2 separate regions of the Homo sapiens genome follow, and region 2 is linked to region 1. The links are chromatin contacts, found by Hi-C or POLR2A ChIA-PET in ENCODE. All regions are on one chromosome and are shown on one strand. Each heading gives the region's core, a stretch centred on a gene start or an enhancer-like site at or near the end of the contact. The rest is flanking DNA. Distances are from core to core; before and after follow the strand shown.

What was found. Hi-C counts contacts between places; a loop is a spot of excess contacts on that map. ChIA-PET counts read pairs that join two places held with the same protein, here RNA polymerase II (POLR2A). Pooled maps may share reads with other maps.
Region 2: a loop to region 1 is called in a map of HepG2, with 3 times the contacts of the local background. The contact joins two enhancer-like sites. A Hi-C loop is called at or near these places in 4 of 168 maps with a recorded cell type or tissue (Caco-2, HepG2, mesothelial cell of epicardium and 1 more) and 1 of 50 pooled maps. POLR2A ChIA-PET finds 5 or more read pairs at or near these places in 4 of 52 experiments (BJ, HepG2 and PC-9).

The regions. Positions count from the first base shown.
Region 1 is chr2:109,643,432-109,646,867 of GRCh38, reverse strand. It overlaps a transcript of RANBP2 not described here. Among named protein-coding and RNA genes, the nearest start is that of SOWAHC, 31 kb to the right of the region's middle. Within about 2 kb of position 2,112, at least 16 of the 41 ENCODE cell types and tissues checked have a DNase peak (open chromatin) inside an H3K27ac peak, as active enhancers do.
Region 2 is chr2:109,677,614-109,680,886 of GRCh38, reverse strand. It overlaps a transcript of RANBP2 not described here. Among named protein-coding and RNA genes, the nearest start is that of SOWAHC, 65 kb to the right of the region's middle. Within about 2 kb of position 1,971, at least 7 of the 41 ENCODE cell types and tissues checked have a DNase peak (open chromatin) inside an H3K27ac peak, as active enhancers do.

The sequences.
Region 1 (3,436 bases), core at 863-3,362:
TCCTGGCTTTGATGGAAGCAAACCCTTCCAACAATATTTTCTTAAAATTATTAGCCATTTGTGGCCGGGAGCAGTGGCTCACACTTGTAATCCCAGCACTTTGGGAGGCCTACGTGGGTGGATCTCTTGAGGTCAGGAGTTCAAGACCAGCCTGGCCAACATGGTGAAACCCTATCTCTACAAAAAATACAAAAAAAAAAAAAAAAAAAATAGCCAGTCATGGTGGCAGTCGCCTGTAATCCCAGCTATTCGGGAGGCTGATGCAGGAGAATCACTTGAACCCAGAAGGCAGAGTTTGCAGTGAGCCGAGATTGTGCCATTGCACTCCAGCCTGGGCGACAGAGCAAGACTCCATCTCAAAAAAAAAAAATTATTAGCCGTTTACAAATACATGCAAACATGAGTACAGGGGAGAGCATTACTCCTTTTGCCTCAGGCTCCAGTGTGGTTGGGCATGATGCAGTCAGAGCCTGTCTGCATTTAATATAGTAATATTTTATTTGTGATTTTTAAAAATTCATTTAATTTTTTAAAATATTGCATCAAAATATCATTTATCTGGATGACTTTTTGCCTCTTGCCCCCTTACATTTTGCACCCGATGTGAGCGTCTCACACACCTGACCCTGGTCCTAGTCTGAAGCCAGTGCCACTTTCTGGGTGAAGTAGGTCTTGCCTTACGGATAAGGGACAGTCACCTGGGAGAAGACCAGAAATAAAATCAACTAACAGAACATAGCCTAGGGTGAGAGCATGGTAGATTGCCTCAGAAGGACCAAATGCCGGAGGAGGGAAGGTTGGGGACAGCATTCCGGCCCCAGCCGGTAGAGCTCAGCTGGTGTCAGGCTTCACGTTTCCTTTGACTTTAGCTCCCTTGAGTTCTCCCTGGTGTCTGTGAAGTTTTCATGAGCATTTCAGCCTTTTTTGGCTGCGTTGAGAGTTTTGTCTACACTCCGAGCATAGAGTTTGAAATGGGAATGGCGCACCCCTGAGAGCCAGTATGTGGGAGACAGCCATAATCAAATAATTACAATGAACACTCATGCTGGACTTACCGGGTATAGACACAGCTTCATCTATGTTCACAGATTCTAACCTCCAAGCAGCTCTAGGAGGTAGGCACTAGTAATAACTATTTTTGACTGATGAGGAAATTGAGGCAGAAAGAGGTTTGTCCACATATTTAAGTGAAGGGTCGGGAATTCCAGTCTAGACAGGCTGACTCTTGAGTCCAGGCAGGGGACCCTGAGCCTGTCGCACCTCTCAGGAATCCAAGCTTCAGACCATGTGGCAGCCTGAGCTTGCAGGTACAGCCAGGCTTGGTTTGTTTAGCACATCTCCCCGGAAAGCCTTCTTTCAGAAGCAAACTGAGGAGGACCCGCATTTACTTTTGTAAGGCGTAGTTTCGCTTACTAATGACAGCAACAATTGGCTTTACACAGAGAACAAAATCTCAGGCTGAAAGGGTGAATTTCAGGCATCTCTCATCAGGGATTTGGCCAGAAGGGGCTGGGTGCCCACTCTGTGCCAATTCTAAGACTCCTTGCTGTTCTAGATTAAGGTTGCTGAATTTACGTACTAAGTGGAGGGGTATTTGCAACCTCCCTTCACTCTGTAAGCTAATTTACATTTAAACCTTGGTTGCCTCTCGCTGGCAACTAAGGCTCCACAACAGCCGTCAAGGAATTAATTTCTGGGGCCCATGAAGGCGTGCCTGAGAAATAAAAGTGCTGTGGGAGAATTTTGCCAACAGGCTGAAGAGCAACCTTGCTGCCATGCACACAGACATTTAGGATCCCGCTGGCTTGTGAATCCTGGCATAGTTGCTGGGGGCCACACAGTCGGGAGGCAAACAAAGCTGCTCAGTTAGCACTGCAGTGCTTTTCCTGGGAGTGGGAACTCGCAGGAGCAAACCAACTAGGGAAACGTCCCTAAAGTAGACAGCTTCACCAGAGTGGTTATTGTTGACTTCCTCTTCTGGTTGTTTAAAGTGACAGGCCTTGGGGCTTAGGATCTTGTGATCTAGAAAGCAAATATTGACAAGCAGCCGGGGGGAGGCAGGGCAGAAAACAAGGTCCAGGTTTAGATGACAGCTCCGCTAAGAAAAGTGGAGGGCAGGCCGCAGGCTGACATTCCAGTCCCAGCGGCCTCATCCAGGCAGCCTTGCTGTGACTGCCCGGGAAAACAGTGTTTCACATGCCCTTGGGGATAAAGAGAACACAGGAGCCAGTTCACAGTTCTGAATGTGGTTACTACAAAAGCCCACTTTCTTTTCTATTCTTTTTTTCCCTTGGAGCTATTTTGCAGACAGTTTTTAAGCAATTTTTCTTTAGATTCTGAAAAACCCCAACTCTAACACAAACTACTTTTCTTTAACCATATTCTCTACCTTAGTGATCTGATAAGAGGCCATGGTTTTCAATACCATTGGAACCGCCCGAGGCATTCACCTCGCCAGCTGCCTAGACAGAGTAGATTCATCAACACAGGGAAATTGCAATAGTGAAAGAGAAATTCGTGCAGAGTCAGCTGTGCAGGAGACTGGAGTCTGATTTTTTTTTTGAGACGAGTCTCACTCTGTTGCCCAGGCTGGAGTGCAGTGGCGTGATGTCAGCTCACTGCAAACTCCACCTCCTGGGTTCAAGAGATTCTCCTGCCTCGGCCTCCGGAGTAGCTGGGACTACAGGCGTGCACCACCACGCCTGGCTAAGTTTTTAGTTTTTTTTTGTTTTTTTGTTTTTTTTTTTGAGACAGAGTCTCACTCTGTCGCCCAGGCTGGAGTGCAGTGGTGCGATCTCAGCTCACTGAAACCTCCGCCTCCTGGGTTCAAGCGACTCTCCTGCCTCAGCCTCCCGAGTAGCTGGGATTGCAGGCGCCTGCCACCATGCCCGGCTAATTTTTGTATTTTTAGTAGAGATGGGGTTTCACCATGTTGGTCATGCTGGTCTTGATCTCCTGACCTCGTGATCCGCCTGCCTAGGCCTCCCAAAGGGCTGGGATTACAGGTGTGAGCCACTGAGCCCAGCCCAGAGTTCTATTATTACTCAAATGAGTCTCCCCAAGCATTCAGGAAACAGGGTTTTTTGTTTGTTTGTTTGTTTTTGAGAGGGAGTCTCACTCTGTGGCCCAGGCTGGAGTGCAGAGGTGTGATCTCAGTTCACTGCAACCTCCACCTCCTGGGTTCCAGTGATTCTCCTGCCTCAGCCTCCCAAGTAGCTGGGACCACAGTCACGTGCCACCACGCCTGGCTAATTTTTTTTTTGTATTTTTAGTAGAGATGGGGTTTCACCACGTTGGCCAGGCTGGTCTGAAACTCCTGATCTCAGGTGATCTGCCAGCCTTGGCCTCCCAAAGTGCTGGGATTACAGGTGTGAGCCGCTGCGCCCAGCCTTTGGCAGGCTTCTTTACTGCAACCTGCTTTATCAGCAAGGTCTTT
Region 2 (3,273 bases), core at 722-3,221, 34 kb before region 1:
ATATTTCCAGCAGCAAAGCCCCCACTTGCTCTGCGTCCTTGCCAACACTGGGTGCTGTCATTTTTATAGCAGCCATCCAGGTGGGTGCACAGTCCTACTTCTCTATTAAATACAATTTTTTGCAAAGTAATCACTTGAAAAAGAAACATCCAGACTGAAACAGGAAAGGTCTGAAAAAAGGTGAGATTCCGGTGGCTGAGAAAGTGAGCACGAGGAAACAGCCTGCCCTGGGGGTCAGCTCAGCGCCAGGGGAAAACAGGTGATGGTGATAATAATAAGTGGTTGTTAACTATTCCCACATGGGAAGTGCTGCTCAACACACATTTTTAACATTTTTGACAACCTTAAGAGATAACTACTATTACTTTCACTTTACACATGAGACACAGGGATGTTACATAACCTTTCCTGAGTTTCCAGCTTAATTATTTTTTCCCTCTCATTAAGCACACACAATTCTTTTATTTTATTTTATTTTATTATCTTTTTTTAAATTTTTTTTTTATTATTTTTTTTGAGACAGAGTCTCGCTCTGTTGCCTAGGCTGGAGTGCAGTGGCGTGATCTCTTGCAGTGGCGTGATCTTGGCTCACTGCAAGCTCCGCCTCCGGGGTTTACACCATTCTCCTGCCTCAGCCTCCCAAGTAGCTGGGACTACAGGTGCCCGCCACCATGCCCGGCTAATTTTTTTTTTTTTTTTGTATTTTTAGTAGAGACAGTTTCACCATGTTAGCCAGGATGGTCTCGATCTCCTGACCTCGTGATCTGCCTGCCTCAGCCTCCCAAAGTGCTGGGATTACAGGTGTGAGCCATCACACCCGGCCCTCTTTTATTTTATTTTTATTTTTATTTTTTCTCTCTAGGTTACCCAGCTTTAAACGAAACTGCCCGCTGTCTTTCACGAAGCATACAACACTTTTGACTGATTTCGTCTGCTCACAAGATGGGCAGGGTGGTCCACACTGGCGATTTGCCTCTTGTCTCAGGGTCAAACAGTGTCAGCCACTGATTTCTCCAGCTGGCTGGAAACTTATTCACAGTGATTCTCAAACTTGAATTGTGAGCTTTGTAAACTGTGTTAAGTACACATTCACATTCCAAGGCTCCAGCCTTTCCTCCCTTGCATTCTGTTTGAGTAGGTCAGGAATGGAGTTAGGACCCATTTGTAACAAGATGCCCTGGGAATTGCTATATAAGCAAGGATGGTCTGATTGAGGCAATGTGGGGTTTGGAAATTTCTACTCTAAGGAGTCTTGAAGCCAAGTAACCAGAGATTACTGCAGGCAGCTGGAAAAGGCAGCACTGAGGAGAGCCTTAGGGTCATGCCTCCTCATCTATCCTGGAGCCGGTGGGTGTAAATGCATTTAAGTTTTACTTTTTAAATACACACATATGCACAGAAATGTATGTGTGTACATGTTCAACTTTCATAGACAATGCCATATATGTACACACATACATACATAATATAGTGATCCACATTAGTCATGGATTCCACATTTGCAAATTCACCTACTCTCTAAAACGCATTTGTAACCCCAAAACTGAGTACTCATGGTGCTTCTGTGTTCATTTGCAGACATGTGCAAAGCTGTGAAAAATGTGAGTTGCCTGACATGCAGTTCCCTGCCACGGTCAAACAAGGCAAGGCTCTGCCTGTTGTTCTCTGCACACAGGGTCTTTTCTTGGTCTATTTAGTGCCACATTTTTTGCATTTTGTGCTTTTGGGTGGTGATTTTGCTGTTTAGTGTGGTCCCCAGGCAGAGTGCTGAAGAGCTAATTGTTCGTAAGTGCAGGAAGGCTGTGATGTGCCTTCCGGAGGAAACACACTTGTTAGAGAACCTTCATTCAAGCATGAGCTACAGTGTTGTCCAGTGTTCGAGGTGCCTTTATAGGACACAGCTACTGCCGGCTTCCCAGCCAGACTGAGAGCTCAGGGTGTGGGCAGCGCCTCCTTCCTGCATTCCTAGCTCCAGTGCTGTTCAGCTTCAGTGGAACCTGGTGAGCACCGCTCTCAGCAGGCTGAGCTTCCAAGGGCTCTACGGCCACATAGGGCCTTCTCTGTACCCACAGAGACTAGCAGGGAGCTCTTCTTCAGCCACTCGTGCAGCCTGGACACCCCACCGCCTGCGAACCTTCTCCCATGTGGAAGCTAGTAGTTACCAGAAGGAAAGGAAAAACAGTCACAGAGCATGCACTGCACATTCTTGGGCACAGTTCAGGGAAATTGGTCCCATTTATGACTCTTAAATTCATGTGTGCCTTTTTCAGTGCAAATATTTCAAGGAACTTAAGTATATACAAAGGTTCTCTGCATTACAGATGGGCAATGAATCCAAATGTTCTTTCTGGGCTAAGCTGGTTAGAAAAACATCAGCCACATTGAGAGAGCAACTCTGTCTTTGGTGACCAGCTGGGCTTTGCGATCCCTGGTAGGGCCAAGCCAGCATGCAGGAGGGGTGTGGGGAGCACCCCAGGCCCAGTGGGTAGCCAGCTACAGCTAAGCGAAGGGTCCCTGCAGGGAGCAGAAGGCAGGCTGTGAACTCTTGGCAATCCTCCTAATGTCCCTCTGATACACAGGTTAACCTGCTAACAACAAAGTAGTTCTTGGGTGTGAATATTGGGGATCCTCCGTATTTTTTGCTCTTGTGATCCTTTAAAAAATTATATAATCTGAGCTGAGACAGAAAGATCTTTCCTGCTTTTAGCTGAAATAGGTCAAAAAACTCTTGCTGTAAGAATTGCTTGGTGCTGTCCATTCTGAGTGATGGAACAGTGGGGAGGTGTTGCTATGCAACACTGCACATCCTTCCGAAGCCCATCATCTCCTAGCAACAGGCGGTGGGGTGCGACCCCCCTGCTGCGGGAGCCACCACGGGTGCACTGCCTGATGCCCATTTCAGTCCCCTCTGGTCACAGGCATTCACTCTTGCGACAGCTGGACTTCTTGAGCGCCTACAAATCCCCTTACCAGGAACCGGGGATACAGAAATCCAAAGTTGAGGTCTCTGCCTTCAGCGGGAGTCCAGCCTGGTTTAGAGTAAGACACAGAAACAAACAAAAAACTGTATCATCTCAACAGTTGACCTCAGAGTTCTTCCTCAGGAAGGCCTTGGCTTTATTTAGGAAAGATCTGGATAAACTTCTGGAGCACGACAATTTGGTTCACGAGGGCACAGCTGTTGTCAGAGACAGGGATTGGTGGTTGGAGTTACTGAAAGAGAGGGGAAGAGAAGGCAGGACGTGCACAGGTGGCCCAGCTGTGAGAAAGCCT